Regions from separate parts of the Mus musculus genome. Here region 2 is linked to region 1. Evidence: chromatin loops called from intact Hi-C (ENCODE). Cell type or tissue: left cerebral cortex. All regions are shown on one strand.

Evidence for each region. A loop is a pair of places that touch in the nucleus more often than their neighbours do. Peaks named below come from ENCODE experiments on the same cell type or tissue, not always from the same donor. Only the 100,000 strongest peaks of a DNase experiment are listed, where the experiment ranks them.
Region 2: a loop joins it to region 1, with 5 times the contacts of the local background. A loop is called at or near these places in 2 of 42 quality-filtered maps.

What each region holds. Positions count from the first base shown.
Region 1 is chr15:37,722,031-37,730,030 of GRCm38, reverse strand. It overlaps a transcript of Ncald not described here. Among named protein-coding and RNA genes, the nearest start is that of Gm15942, 26 kb to the right of the region's middle. In left cerebral cortex, a CTCF peak has its summit at 3,520; DNase peaks (open chromatin) are centred at 4,461, 4,600, 5,640, 7,002 and 5 more places; H3K27ac peaks cover 7,247 bases.
Region 2 is chr15:37,558,839-37,566,838 of GRCm38, reverse strand. It overlaps a transcript of Ncald not described here. Among named protein-coding and RNA genes, the nearest start is that of Gm24833, 41 kb to the left of the region's middle. In left cerebral cortex, a CTCF peak has its summit at 3,821; DNase peaks (open chromatin) are centred at 867, 1,297 and 2,192; H3K27ac peaks cover 2,451 bases.

The DNA.
Region 1 (8,000 bases):
CAGAGGCCAGTTTACTCAAAGCCCACAGAGGAGTGCTCCTTTAAGGCTGCAGTGGGAAGGCCCCTGAGGGTATAATCAGGGGTTATTTATCTGTCCTGGTCTGGTACCTGTCAGTGTCCACTCTTCATGGCTGCTGTCCCCCTGTAACATAGGCCTGCACATAAAACTGTAAGGTGCCATCTTGTTCTCCATGAATACTTTGCTTGCTTCACTTTTTGGGGTGGTGGTGGTTTTTTGAGACGAGGTCTCTCTATGTAGTCCTTCCTGTTTCGTATCTCACTGTGTAGAATGGGCTGGCCTGAACTCACAGATATCCTCCTGCCTCCCCAGTGCTGGATGTTCGTTTCGCTTCCGAGGCAGGCTTATTCATAGGGTAGGGCTGGTCTCAAACTCATTATGTATTTGAGGATGGCCCTGAGCTGCCGATCGTCTCGCCTCCACTCCCTCAGTGCTGGGATTACAGCTGTGCACACCTGGTTTTATCTGAAATGTTTCCAGCTTTCCGTCACAGTGGACCACAAGATCAGTGAAATCCTGGAAGATAAAGGCAGCTGTGTCTAACAAGACCCACAGCAGCGCAAGACAGGAAAGGGGGGCGCAGTTCAGCAGAACTCAGCATTCGCGGACTGCAGAAAAGGCTTCTCGCAACTGGGAGTCCAGATGGAAAGTAATATTGTTAGGAAAGGAAGGAGTAGGGCAGCAGGCACAGGCTGGGTAATATGAACAAGGCAATGCCCAATGAGATCGGTGAGGTCTTTGTTCTCTACTCTGCTCTGTTCCTTGTGTACTTCCTGCCTGCAGAAGCCGAGGTGTATCAACTGCTGCAGCTACATGCAGATTTTTACTCTTACACTCCCACTGTGTGTTGCGGGTGTGCACCATACGCCATACACCATACGCCGCACACCATAGCCTGCCTCATGTGTGAGTTCAGCCCTGACTTGGTTGCATGCTTTCCCACAATTCAGAAGCTGTCGGTCTGCTCCTCGCCAGGAGGCAGTTGTGGTACCTTGATGGGGTTTTCTTCCCTGAATGCCCTTTCTAAAAGGAAATTTTGCCAAGGTTATGTAAGGGCAATTGTGTGTGTGAGAGTGTGTGTGTGTGTGTGTGTGTTTCGCATATGGGCATGCACACTTGAAGCGAGCTGATACTGAACCACTACAGCACAACAAGGAGCAATTGCAGTAGCAGAGGACAGCCCTTGAGCAGCATCTCCTCCTAGTGATAGCTGCTTTGAGTTTGATCTCTTGCCACGGGTGGCAAGCCTTTAGCAGTGTCGGTGGGAGTTGTGGGCCCTCTTCTCCCTGAGGCGAGGACCAGGCAACAGTTGGAATGACTCTAACTGGGGTGGCTTGATGGGTCAAGTGGATAACTTGATTTTGTCTTTTGATTTCTCAAAATGGAAATATTTCTGTCTTTGGAAATCTTCTTTTAAAACTGTAATCAATTTAAATAGACACAGATAGAAGGAATAGAAATGATCTTATTGGGATTAGTGTCCAGTCTATGGAGGTGGGCAGAGCTTGGAGAGTTGAAAAGGTGACAGAGTCTTGGAAAGATAACATTAAGAACCAGCATCCAGCCATCCAACTGCATCCTTGAAGAGCTGGGGCACAGATGCCCTCTTTCTGTGAGCCTGTACGTTGTGATTTTGCTTGAACACAGATGGGCATGTTTTGTGTTGGGTGCTTGCAGGGCCTTAGATGAGGCCGTCTTATTTGGATGCACCACAGGCCATGTGAACTTTGCCCTGATGCTCCTTTCCCCCCTTTAAGGGAAATTTTCAAAGTAAATGTACCTCTTTTTTAAATAAATGGCAGGGATAATAACGGAAGAGCTATTTGTGTAATAAATGGTTGTCCATGTTATGCCCTAAGCCCTACAGGGGGAAAGCTTGGTCCCTTACATTAGGTGTCTTGTCCTGGTGCCACATCACTGGCAGAACAAGGATGCAGTGATAAATTGAAGCTGTCCTAAGAAGGACTGGGGCATGGCTTAGCAGGAGGAGTGCTTCCCTAACATGCACTATAAGCTGGGTTTGAACCCCATCACAGCATAAACACTAGACATGGTGATGTATACCTATAATTCCAGCACTCAGTGAGGTAAAAGCAGGGGATCCGAGGCTCGAGAGTTTGAGACCTGTGTAGGAATTGAAATAAAGATCACAAAAAGCCAGAACTCAGGTATTCAGTATTCAATTACATATTGGAGAAGTGAGGCAGTGAGCCATCTTGAGGTCCAGCTTTTAATCCCAGCATTTGGGAGGTAGAGGCAGTGAGTTCAAGACCAGCCTGGGTGACAAAGCAAATTCCAGGCTAACCAGGGCTACCTAGTGGGGCCCTGGTTCAAAACAAATCAAAATGAACGATTGTGACAACCCTGTGACTGTTTTGTCTTTTACCTGAGTCTCTATGGGTCACTTCAGTGTTTATCGGTGGTAGCCAAGAAGGAGAATAAAGAAAACTGGTTCACTGTCCTGACCTTGTGCAGATCCACAAAGCTGAAACCCAACAGGCCAAAGAACCCCAGAGTGTTCTAAAGACTTTTCTTCCAAGAATAACTTGGAGTCACATATACTTTTGAAATTATATATCAGTATAAAACATTAAAATCTCCAAAAGCCACCAGCCCTCTCTGCTTGGAAATGTGGTGTTATGGGAAATGGCTGGCTTTGTTTTCTTTGAAGAAAGGCAATGGATTTATAATTTATAATCTTGGTGCCTATCATAGGTAGCCTCTAGAGCCCCAGGGGAGTTTGAAATTGGGAACAAGATTGGAAGAGAAGATTCAGACAGTGAGATAAAAAAAGCTGAATTCCAAACAGAGCTTGCCTACTCTTTGAATGCGTTTTGAAGGCAATATGAGTCTAGGTTTTATTTTTAAGCTTTGAAAACATAGGAATATCCTCTGGGAAGGTTTGCAGAGAGTCTCTTGGGAATGAGCCTGTAGTTTGGGCAGGGGGCAGGTTGCTACAGCTCCACCCCTGAGCGAATGGCCAAGCACCTTCATGGGAGGTGTTGTCTGCGTGTGGGACAGTGGAAACACGTTGGCGGATATGAGAAGGAAGCCTCGCTGATTGAATCAGGACCAAGCAGTGTGACTTTCCAGATTAGCAGATGGAAATCTGCTGCATGTGCTCAGCATTTCTATTTTGAGCACAGAGAACATCTCTCCAACTGTTTCTTTCCTCTTCTCCCCGCTCCCTCCGCAGACCTCGAAGCCCCTCTGCGCTTTAGTTTTCTTATTTTGTTGGTATGGGTTTGCTTCTAGCCTACACCTTGAGGTTTCTTAGCTGTTGGCCAGGGTGTGAGTTATCTGTTGTGATAATCAGTCAGGCAGGACTCTACAGAATCCCCTCAGACAGGAGCTGTGCTGGCCTCTCCAGGAATACTAGCTGGAAGACAGAGGGTGTGAGCACAGAAGGAAATTAGCTGAGGAAAAACTCCATCCAATAAAGTATAGGCCTCACTAGGCAAGCAGTTGGTGCTAGGCCCTCTGCAAGAGCGCCCCTCATCTGAAGGTCTTTGCATTGCTGGCTGGTATGAAATTCTTGGATATTTAATTTTGTTTTAATTTTATTTTAAGTGTACGTATGGATGTTTTCCTTGCATGTATCTCCATGTACCATGTATGTGCCTGGGGCCTGTGAAAGCCAAAATTCGGCATCAAATATCTTGGAACTTGAGATGTGAGTTTCTGTGTCAGTGCTGGGAATCAAATCCTGGTTCTCTGGGAAAACAGCCAGTGCTCTCAAATGCTGAACCATTGCTCTAGCCTGCTGTAGGTACGTCAGTATGAGAACACTGGTTTAGTTACTATAGACAACTAAAGCAGGTATCTGACTAAAGGGTCCGTGTATGCTTTCATGCACGTGTTCTCTCTGTCCCTGTCCCTGTCCCTCCCCCATCTCTGTCTCTCTCTGTCTCTCTCTGTATTTCTCTCTCTCTCTCTCTCTCTCTCTCTCTCTCTCTCTCTCTCTCTCTCTCTGTGCATGCTTCTGAAGGCTTGAGTTGCTGTGTAGGTATCTGGATTGCAATTCATGAGTCCTAAAGTATGAAATCTTTCTGGTATTTCGAGGAAGGATAAAGAAATAAGACACTTCCATCTGTTTTTAATTTGAATACTTTATTTCTGGAGAAAACTAAAATTTAAAATAAGTCTTTATTCTTTTTTTTTTTCCCCCACGCAGGCCATCTTTGCTAAGTTGAGGCTCCTTAAGACTAAGCTAAAAACATCTATTCATTGATTTGTACAAAGTGCTTTTGACTTAATTTCTATACTAATTGGTTACAGCATCTATGTGAACTATACATATCTCTATATATCAATCTAAGTGACGCTGTAGTATCAGCTGTGAGGCTCTTTCTCCCTTAAACTCACATGCCCATTCTCTTCTTGGAGGATGCTTTAGGCCTATTTTTAGAAATGAGCATAAATGCAGTAAAGATTCTCATGTTACATATGAAAAACCTTCCAGCAGCATCTCGGATGTGGCAAGAGGAAGGGCTTTATGACATCTTTCTGAGTGAACTTAGTTAATAGTTCCAGCTAGTGGGTCCAAGTCTGGATGGACACCTGAGGTGTGCTCGCACAGTATCTGCAAAGCACACCATGAAGCTGAGTGTCGTAACGAGCGTCTTTACATCAAACATAAGGAAAGCAAAGCAGGGGCAGGTCCATCTCTGTGGGTCTGAGGCCAGCTTGTAAATGACAAGTTACAGGCTAGCCAGAGGCAGGTAGATCTCTGTGAGTCTGAGGCCAACCTGTAAATAACAAGTTACGGGCTAGCCAGGGCACCCAGGGAGTCTCTGTCTAAAAATAAGTAAAATACATACTGTCGTTGCTTTTATCTTCATGGCTTTCTAGGTCCCTTGGTAACAAGGAAAGAATGGAATGAACTGTGTCCCTTGAGAGCCGTCTGATGATCATCTCCCTTCCCATAAGGTGATGTGGGGGTTAAAAGCGGGGACTCTGTTCTCCAGGGCCTGTGGTGACCTTGGTCTGGCATGTCCTTGTCATGTGGAAGGCAGGACAAGGATTGGATAGAAGCAGGAACTATTGGTGGATCTCATGGGCTTTAATTTCTCCCTCCCACCCCCTGCTGCTTACCAGCAAACAGGACAAGCTACTTAGCATCTCTCTATTCGTTCTTCACATAGGAAATTGGGCAGAAAACAGTAAGGGCCTTTGGGAGGATCTAGTAAGCTAACACTTGTCTGTCCCCAGAACACTGCCTCGTGCATAGCGGCACACCGGTGTTTGCCACTATTATCGATATTGTTACCAGTATATTCGAGAAACACCTTTGTTGTGTTTTCAGTGTACAAAATGGCAACTCCATTGTGTACTAGAGTGACCAGGTTTACTGAGCAGGACTGCACATGGTAGCACTTGCACTTGGCTCTGTTTTGAGGATTCTGAAAGCGACCTCCTGTGGCTATACCTTGATCCCTGGCAGTGGGGAGATTCTGGGGCTGCAGAATGGCAGGGAAAGAGTTAACTCAGGGCTGCAGCCGCTGAACATGCAGTATAAACAGTATTTGGGAATGAGGTCACTTCTGTTTTGGGAACCTAAAGGCAAACACAGTTACATTTGTTCCTGTAATCATTGCCTTGTTTGAGACTGTTTATGTTTAGAAACTCGCGTTGGAATATTTATCAGTCGGGGCTCTGAAACCAACTCTGGCTACTTCAGCCAAAAAGGAACAAAAAGAGCCATGGGACTCTTCCTGGGGTTGAGGGAAGTGCATGGGCTGCAAGGGTGGCCTCAGACAGAGGTGGGATGCTTCTGAGGGCCTGAGGGGAGTCTTCCAGGACTCACTTCAAGAGGAAGCAGCAGCAACTATTTTGCTTCCTGATATTCTGTCACTGGAGACTGAGATTCCTGGAAGAGTCTGTTGGTTGGGTCTGTTCCTGTGCCCTGGCAGGAAGGCCCACCAAGAATGCAAGTGGTTGAAGAGGGTGGAGGAAGTAGGCTCTCCTGTCTTCTAGGCATTTTTTTTTTTTGCTTTTGTTTTTGTTTTCCTTTTGAGACTGGGTTTCTCTGTGTTGCCCTGACTGTCCTAGAACTCCCTTTGTAGACCAGGCTAGCCTCAAACTCACAGAGATCCACCTGCCTCTGCCTCCCAAATGCTGAGATCAAAGGTGTGTACCACAGCCGCCTGGCTTTTGGTCTGTGTTTTAAACAGTCATTCAAAGGCATGCTTGAGCCCCAGAACAAGCTTGATATTGTAGAAATGTGGGTAACTGTGAGTACAAGAAACCATAAGAATGACATGGAGGGGCAGATGCAGGTGCACATCGTGGATGGGGCTGGCTCTGGGTGTCTCCACTGTGTGCAAAGAAGTGTGTGAAAGCCGCTGTCACAATCCATGCTGCTACTATGGCAGAATATCTCAGACTAGAGGATTGATGAAGAAGAGAAGGTTGTTGTCTCATAGTTTGGGAGGCTGGGAGATCCAAACCTGAATGCCAGCAGGTTTGGTTGTGTCCTGGCTGCCTTTGCGTTCCATGGTGGGATCTTGTCAGTGTATCCCTGAGAGGAAGAAAACTGTGAGCTCACAGAGGCAGAAGGGCAACTGTGTGGACTGTGAAGTCTGCTTCAAGGTCTCAGTCACACTTCGAGGGAAAGCACCGTCACACCCTTTAAAGGCCCCAGCTCTGATACTACCCACTGGCCACCACATTTCAGTGCCTTAATTTTGAAGCCTGAATTCAAACCATAGCTCTGGTCTCAGTGTTCCTTAAACAGGGGTTGGTTTCTCTGAGACTTCTCAATGAGAGCTTTAAATACTTTGAGGTTTCAATGGAATACCTTTTTAAAAGGTCCATTTATTCTGGATGTCCCTTAATACAACACATGCTTATGTCCCCTCCCACTCATCCTGCTTGTAGGAGCCGGGGGGCTAAGTAGGAATTCATTTCCAGTCATGATCTAATGAGAGAGATCCAGAAGCAGGCTAAATACAACAGTGCACTTGTGTGGTGTGCATGCCAGATGACATAAGAGTGCTGTTTCAGTTGGAGAAGAGAATTTGGAAGCAGGTCTTCCCCTGGCACACATAGTATACTCACTTTGGGCCTCAACAGTCAATGCCTTATGCAAGCTGAGAACAGCAATTTAGATTCAATGAAACAATAGAATCGTTTGCGTGCTGCTAATGTTGTTTTGAATTTTATTAGCTTTAAAGTTTTGAATTTAATTTGTACCACTGTTCTTAGAGTGCTGAGAAGGCAAACAAGGCTTACATAAGTCATTTTGTATTTCTGTGTGGTTAGCTGAATTAAAATAAAATACCTTTGGTCATCTCTGGAGGTCCTTGGGGTCCTTTCTTTCTTAAGTGGGGAGTATTTTATTCAAGGTTTGGAGGTGCTGCACCATGGGAGATATGCCCCAGAGCCACCTCTTCACAGAAGAGTCGCCTTTTCCAGCTCTGGCCTACTGAGCCAGCCATAGGACTTGCTGTGGCCGGTAGGGTATTATGAGACATGGAAGTAGGCTTGAGAGGAGCTTGTGGCTTCTCACCAAGTACTCCTTTTCTGTGAAGAAATATGCTGCTTCTAGCACTATAGATAACGGGAAGCTACCTGCATCCAGCTGATCCCAGTCAAGACTAGCTAAACTCTGGCCAACCAACAGTGGGTGGTCAGAAGAGGATGCCTGTGTTTGTTTACTGCGAAGCATTGTTGGTCGAGAGCTGAGCTATACAGTCTAGGACACTGGTCAGGTAGCTACGCACCCTGGTGTGTGCATCTAGTTACTGTTCTAGTTGCTACAGCCAAAATGTGTGGTAGAAGCAACTTCAGGGAAGAAGAATATGGTTTGGCTCATGGTTTCAGGGGGTCATCAACCCACCAAGGTCTGAAAGGCTTGGTGGGTCTTGGTCCCTGGGTGATGGGCAGCTACAGTGGGTGCTCTTCCCATCTTCATGGACTCAGAAGTAGAGATGAGACTAGAAATAGAGCTGGTCTGTAGCACTCCAAGGTCCACCCTTGTC
Region 2 (8,000 bases), 160 kb after region 1:
CACCTATGGCAGTCGTTTTATTCAAACCACAGCAAGATGGTTACCACCAAGGCTGATGACCTCAGCTAATGGAACCATGTGCTGAAAGTAGAGAACCAACTCTAAGTTGTCCTCTAACCTCCACTTACGCGCTGTGTTTCAAACTTGTGCACATGTGTGCATGGACACACACACACACACACACACACACACACACACACACACACACACACTTGGTATGACAGTAGACATGCAAAGGAAAAGAGGGCTTGCATACAAAGTCTTTTTTTATATAATGGTGCTAGAACCACAGGCCTTAATGGTGTTGCACTGGGCATTAAATTTTATGGAGAGCACACATCAGCCAGACCACAGCACTGGACCATGTCAATAGAAGCTCAGTGGGTGTGTGGGCTCAATGCCATAGGATGAAATTGATCCTGGGCTGCTATGGATTTGTACCAACCTGGGCATTTAAGTTGCATTTTCGATGACACATGCAATTGCTCAGTTTTTATCTGTCTATTCACCATGCTTGCTTTCCTCTTCCGTGGTATGCCTTCCTCCTCCAACCCTGCCTGTCCTCTCCGAGCCTGCCTTCCTCCTCTGAGCCTGCTTTCCTCCTCCGAGCCTGCCTGTCTCCTCCATGTCTGCCTGTCTCCTCTGTAGTGTGCCCATGGGATCTATTACTAGCTTTGTTATTATCTTGGTTTTATGACCAATTCATAGCATTTCTTTAGACAATTTGAATACTTGTTTGGCCTGTCTTTTTTTTTTAACTTTGAATATATTACTTTTCTTCAGGGGGTGGTGTGGGTGGATATCATGCACCTGCGACACACAGCACACGAGTGGAAGTCAGTGGACAGTTTTCTGGAGCTGATGCTCTCCGTCCACCACATAGGCCCTAGGGATCAAAGCCAGGCCCCCGGGCTTGGTGGCAAATGACTTTATCTGCTGAGACATTCACAGACCCCTCCCCTCTTAACATTCTTTGTCATACCTTAATATTACAGTTGCAAATACGTCCATCTTTCTTTTTATGATTAACCCTTATATGCTTCGAAGATTCCTTTTCCATTTTGAGGTCAGAAAAATGTCATTTTTAAAAATCTCCCTCTAAACGTTTAAGCCTTTTTGCTTTTCACAGCTAAACCCTTAATCCCCTGGAATCATCTTTGGGTACGGTTTCCTCTTGGCTGGGAAAGGTTTTTCAGCTTCCATGGGAGCGCTGATAGCTTTTAATAGCCCAGTGAAGGAGGAAACAAGGGAGAAACCTCCTCTGCAACAAGATTTAGGAGGAGAGCTGCTTCTCCCTTAGACACCCTGCAGAGGAAGTGTGTAGAAATGAGACAAGTGTCCTCTGCTTCAGCCAAGGCAGGCTTGCTTTAGCAACTAGAATGCCTGAGAATCACGTGTTAAAAAAAGAAAAGAAAACAAGAAAAAAATGGAAGGTGGAAAATGAGCCCTCCGCCACTGTTTGAACTGTGGCTCAAGTCATTTAAATAGCCTCCCTGGCTGGAGAGGAAGGCAGGCTTTGTTGCATTTGGGAGTTTGAAGCTAGGGTCTCAGGTAGCTCAGGCTGGCCTTGTATTTAGCTATGTAGATGAAGATCTCCTAGAGCCCCTGATCTTCAAGTGCTGGGGTTACAGGTCTGCAGTACGAGTCTGCTTTAGCAACTTTGAAAAAGGATCCACACGTCCCTACCACAATAAGGCTCAACGGTGGCAGTAGCCATGTGAAAGTTCCCTTTGTATGGTATTCAGAGGACGGACTGTTTGGGCAGTGCCTAGGATTGGAACTGTCACTGGTGGAGGTCAGGAGACCTGACTTGAGTCTTGATTTCTCACAATCTCAGTATCTCACTATCAAGGTGTTAGTGAAAGTTTCTTGGCTCGGGGTTATGTTCTGTGTCCTAAAGGAACCCTTCTAGATGACTTAAGCAAGCATACTCATTCTTGAATGGCAGCCCAAGAGCAGGCAGGGCAGGCCAGCATGGCAGCTCCTTTCGGTTTAGGTCTTGCACTGTGTGGCTTTTGTCAAGGAACCTCCCCTCACAGAACTTCTGCGCCTCTCCTCCTCAGCTGAGAGCTCCTGCTTCGGACAACATTAGGGTTCTGGAGGGAGAGAGGCAGACTGAACACTGGGGAGGCAGCCTGTGACATCTGTCATGGTTTGCTTCCAGCCGTGATGTGGGCCTCCTCTGGCAGAGCTGTCTGGATGACAAACGAAAGTCGGAAAGATGGGAAATTCACACACCGCAGAATAAGTTTCATAACCAAAATGGAGTTCTGAGTCATTTCCTCAGGGAGTGGACCCTGTGCTGATAGAGAAGAGCTCTAGTGAAGCAGGCCAGGGAAACGGTCTTCATCTAGCCTCACTCCTTCTGGTCTCGGTAGCTGAGAATCCAAGGCCTAGCCCAGTGTTTTCGTGGCCAGGCATGCTTACATGTCAACCTTCCCCTCTTGTTGAGCCTTATTGTGATGGAAATGTGTGGATTCCCTTTCATAATTCCCTTCTTCCGCTTCTCCTCCTCAAAGAGCTCCAAACGCCTCCTATGTCAGTTTTGTGTAAGTTAACTCTAGCCTTACCTCTTGGGCTAGCCTGGATTAGTTTATGTGATTTCGTTAGACTTCACAAAAGAGGGACTTACAGATCCAGGCTTGGGAGACACTGGAATATTTTGTTAGGACCAAGGCTGACATTGGGTGACTGAAATACGAGACATGGCCTGAGAAGCTGCAGAGAACCTGTGTCAGGAGAGCCACAGAAAGTCAAACAGGAAAGCAAATCTCTGCTTTCCCTAAACTGGCCTGACTTCTGTCTTATTTTACCTGCTTGTTTTTTCAGCTGAATGCAGCAAAATATTTCCTTTTATTGATTTTTATGAGAGTGAATTTAGGTTGTACTGTTCATTGCCAATATATGATTCCTAAATGACAATCCCTATGTTTTATTATTTAAAATAATTTCTGTATTTTGACAATATAGTATTCTTTCTCTCTCTTTTACCACCTCCGTGTGTGTGTGTGTGTGTGTGTGTGTGTGTGTGTGTGTGTGTATACACCCATACATAAATAAGTTTATTTTGAAGTTGGTAATCCCTGGCTATACCTGAGTTCATGTGCCCCTAACACTGCATTGTCTGTGTAGCATGCCCAAAGCAACTGAGACCATGAAACACTGTTCTCTGAGGGGACTGTGCCTATGACACTCATCCCTGAGTACTTTAAGGCAACTGACAGAGGGGCTGAGCTTCAGTGCTTCTCAGAGGTGTGTTTGATGCTTGCTGTTTGCAGAGACAACTCCAGGGACATAAAAGTAACCTGAATTTTCTTGCTATTGCTGAGTGTTCTGATAACAGGGTGGCTGACTATGCGTGATTTCAATTACAGAGCCCCAGCCCGCTGCTGAGAGGAGCTGCCTGGACAGAGCATCTCTGAGGCCCGAGGTGCTGGGACTGCACACAGTGAGTTCTTTCCTAAGCTCTCGAGAGGACCAGATTTTAGACTGTAACCTCTGATCTAAAGCACGAAGGTGTTCCCGCTGCTTAGGTTGCTGGGTCTTAGTTTGTATTTGGTAAAAGAGGGCACTGGCTTATGTCCATCCTCAAAGCTGCTTTGTCCTAGGGTGCCCGTTGCCATAGTTAACGTGAGGGGTTTGTACCGCACGAAAGGCAAAGCTGGGCGTTTGTTGGGATTTTCAGGGGACAAAGGAAAAATCTGTACTCTTCTGCGGCATCCGATTAGATGGGAACCTCATTTAAGTGTTGCATTTAGGAAAGCAAAGCAAGTCAAAAACAAAATAGTAGACCTGGCAGTGAAGCGGGAGACTGAGAGTACTGCTCCCTAGAGGAGACCAAGGGCATCCACACCTCTGGACTCCCGACTCTGCTTCCTTGTAATGGGAAATTGACTCTACAGTACTGAGTGTGCTGGCATTTATTTCTGATTCTGAATCATTCTGAGCATTTACTTCAGTACAGCAAGGGTCACACTGCAATAGTGAGCTTCCTGCTGAGACAGGGGCATTGTCACTTTCCTAACTTGTTGATAAGAGTCTCAAAAACCATCTCATTGGTTATATAGCAAACTAGCTTTTCAGGGAGGGGACTCTATTGGTATGTGGGTTTCTTGGAAAACATTCAGAATAAGCTAATGGGCCCAAGATTTGGATGCAAGATAATATGACATAGGTGTTGGTGTGTGTGTGTGTGTGTTTATATGCTGGAGTCAAAGCATCACTGTTAATCTCATATATTCTTGGCCAAACAGTTTTTGTGTGAGGGGAAAATGGCAAAAATTAAAATAAATAAGGGCAAGATGGTTATATATATGTATGTATGTATGTATGTATGTATGTATGTATATATGTATATATATACATATATATTATCATCATATATATATAAATATATAATATCATATATTTGGTCTTACAAGGAAGAATGACAATTTGAAATTTTTATGTGAAACAAACTTCTCTCCCATTTATGTGTCTCTGATTTAAGCATTAGCTTAGTCACACAGCTTATCTGCTTTAGAAAAGGCAGCGAATGCAGAAAGTGAAAGTAAAATTCTTTGTTCCAAATTTGGTAGGCCAGTCCTTTCAAGGAAACCTGTAGGACAGTGTCAAGTTGTCAGAAGTAGCATTCGTGTTCGGATCTAATGGCTTTCTCCCTGCTGGCATTGGAGGATTGTGTTTCTCCTGGAGGCTGAAACAAAACTGTACATTTAAGGCCATTAAGCACAGGCAGCTGGAGGCGGTCTCTCTTCTTGTGACAAGTGAACTGCTTATTGATGTCATAGCACTAGACATGGCAGTCGTTTTGACGCCAATCTAAGCCATCATAGAAAAATGTGTGTGGTCTAAAGATAGCAGACAACGTGTGAGACCCAACACAGGAACCCCACTCTTTAAACATGGGGGCATAGAGAAGAGTCACACTATTCTCTTCTAAAGTTTTGTCCTTGTTATTTGTGACAGAGTCTTACTATGTAGTCCTGAGTAGCCTTGACCTCAGAGTCCTGCCTCGGCTTCCTGAGGATTAGGGTTATGCCTGGCTAGACGCTGGCTTATTCTTGCACCTGTCTGAGCATCCTCATCTGCCTTGTGCCTTCAGTCTCAGAAGACTCTTTAGTGTGGATCTCTTCTAGAGGGGCCTAAACTGTTCAGCTTCCTCTTTGGTGAGTGTGGGGAGGTCCCAGAAGTTCCCATATGCAGCATCTGCCATGCCCAAGGAAGACTAGGTAGGTGAGAGATTGACAGACAAGCTCTCAGGGGGGAAAGAGCCATTTTTGGATGGACAACTTTTGGCTAGAGAGAGCAGGGGGCAGGCAATCTAAGGAGGAAAGTGCCTCTTCCATGTAGACGTAGACCTCTTAGCTGGGCTTTTCCCAAAAGAATGGTAAGTTAGCGAATCCTCTTGAATTTTGTGGAGTTTGGGGAATTTTGTGCAAGAAATCCAGACGTGAAGAAAAATTGCCTTGTGGCAGATCCTGACAGCAGAAAGTAGGAAGGCTGTGTGTAAAGAAATTACTGTATATGATACCAAGAGAGTCTACATTGGAGATCTCTATAGGGTCCCTCACGTCATAGATTGGGGAGCAGGGAAGAAAAGACTGTAGGAGTCAGAGGGAATGGAGGACATCAGGAGCACCTCTCAGCCCACCGACTTGGCTCAGCAGGAATCACAGGGGCTCAGTGGAGCAGCAAACACTGGGCCTACGTGAGTGGGCACCAGGTCCTCTGCATATGCATTATAGGAGTCAGCTTCGTGGTTTTGTGGGACTCCTAGCAGTGGAAACAGTTGTATCTCTCACATTTTGGGCACTTTTCCCCTCCTATTGGGTTACCTTGTCCAGCCTCAACAGGAGGATTCTCGCCTTGTCTTGTATCTTGTTTTGCTGTGTTTGGTTGTTGTCTCTTTCAAGTCTGCTCTTTTCTGAAGCAAAAATGGAGAGGGAGCGGATCTGGGGGGAAAGGGATGTGGAAGTGGAGCTCAGAGGAGTGGAGGGAGAGAAGTTCTGGTCAGGATGTATTGTATGAGAAGAATCTATTTCCAATAAAAAGAAAATGGCTTTAGAGTGCAATCTATCGCGTCTCGGCCTTTTTTTTTTTACCTTAGATCGAGTGTAGAATGAAGTCCGGGTGGACTCCAGCTTGGGCTTAGTGCTAACATTCCAATGATGAATGTCTGACTTTACCCCCTCTCTGCAAGGACTACTTCTTCTGGAGTCCCAAGAAGTTGCTACTTTTCCCCAAGTCTCCCCAAATGATCAGCTTCTCCACTACAGAGTGTTATAAAGACATCTTTTCTGCAGTGGGTTTCTTTCTTTTCCTCTATTTTCATTAGTGACCACTTCCCTCAGGAAGGAAAATCTTAGGGATACATTGTATTCTGCACAGTAAGTCACCAATAATTTTAAGGTATGCCATCAAATAATAGCTTTTAGCCTGAGGACTCACCACATATTATTTTCAATGTCCCATTAATGCTCCTATGTCACAAAACACTGATTTTCCAACAGACTACCCAGAGCATACAGGGTGCCAGGTATTCAGAAGACAATTCAAGTTTGAGCTTAGATATTTACAAATACTATGTAGAGACTAATGCTGACCAGTCACATAATTGAGTCTAAGTCAGCCATTTTCTACCCATCATGCATTAGTCCCAGAATAACTAATATAGTCAATAATAAAAATAAAACTGCCTTTTCATCAGGACATACAAGAAGCACGGAACAAGGGCAGCTAATTTCCTAGAAAGCTTGTAATAAGACCCCCTGGTGTTACACAAGATGGGAGCATGTGCTTGAAGCACATAAAGGCTCATTTCAATAATGAATGTGTGTTGACTCAGCACCCACTAACTTGAGACCTCGAGAAGAATAAACAATACAATGCCACCCATTTGATAGCAGTGCATTTTCCTAGAAGTATGTTTTATTTATTTTTCAACAAGAACTGGTTGAGCCATCACTATGTGTCCAGGCACTGTGCCAGACACTAGGGACCAGGAAAGTATGATTTCTGCCTACTACTCAGTAAGATGGGGCTATCCTTTGGCCCTTGGATCTCTCCCAAAAGGCCCATGAAAGGGAGACAGCTCCCATCCCATTAAACTATTGACAGGTGGTAGATTGAACTAGAGAAAGTCAACTCACTGCGGGCATGCTAGCCCTCCATCTCTCCTTGATTTCCAGATGCCATGAAGCAAGCAGTTTATTCCAGTATCCACTTCTGCCATGTTGTACTGACTCCCCTTGGGCCTAAATGAGCTCAGCAGGCACCTCTGAAATGATGAGTCAAAACCAGCCCTTTTTCTTTAGTCTGTTGGTTGATCTCAGGTATTTATCACAGTGATATAAAGCCAGCATGGATATCTTGGCAGGAGGGAGGTAACCAAATAATCACATAGAAGTATTCCACAAATGTGTTGAATGTTGCAGTGGGGGTGGGAGGTAGGGGCATAGAACTGTGAGCCTATAAACATATCACACCTAGCTTCCCTGTTGGTAAGAAGAAATGTGTCATGAGAGTTCTGAAGGTGTTGACTAAAACTTGAGATAGAAGGATAGAAGGAACTGAAAGCTTTATAGAACCTTGGCCATGGCCAGTGCTCCTGTAAAACAAGACACCATGATGTAAATAATTGACCAGTGTAAAGAGAATGAATGAGTATAGAAACATGAATAGTCTGTAATAAGGAACATTCGGTTATTTCCTCTCCTGGATGTGGAAATAAAAGGAGCTCACAGTGTCCAGCAATTCTGTCCTTTGTAAGAATTCATTTCTTTATTCATTCACTTATCTAGCTAAAAACCAGGAGGCAAAAAAAAAAAAAGCATGTTAGCATAGATATTAAATTCTGGTGGAACGGGCAGACAATAAACCAATATAGAAATGTATAAGTTCTGTGACAAGTTTTTGTTTATGAATATGTGGTTGAAGTGGTATGTAGATAAAGTTTAACTATGTACAGTGTGGCACTGAAGCGACTCCTCTGTTGAGTAAGC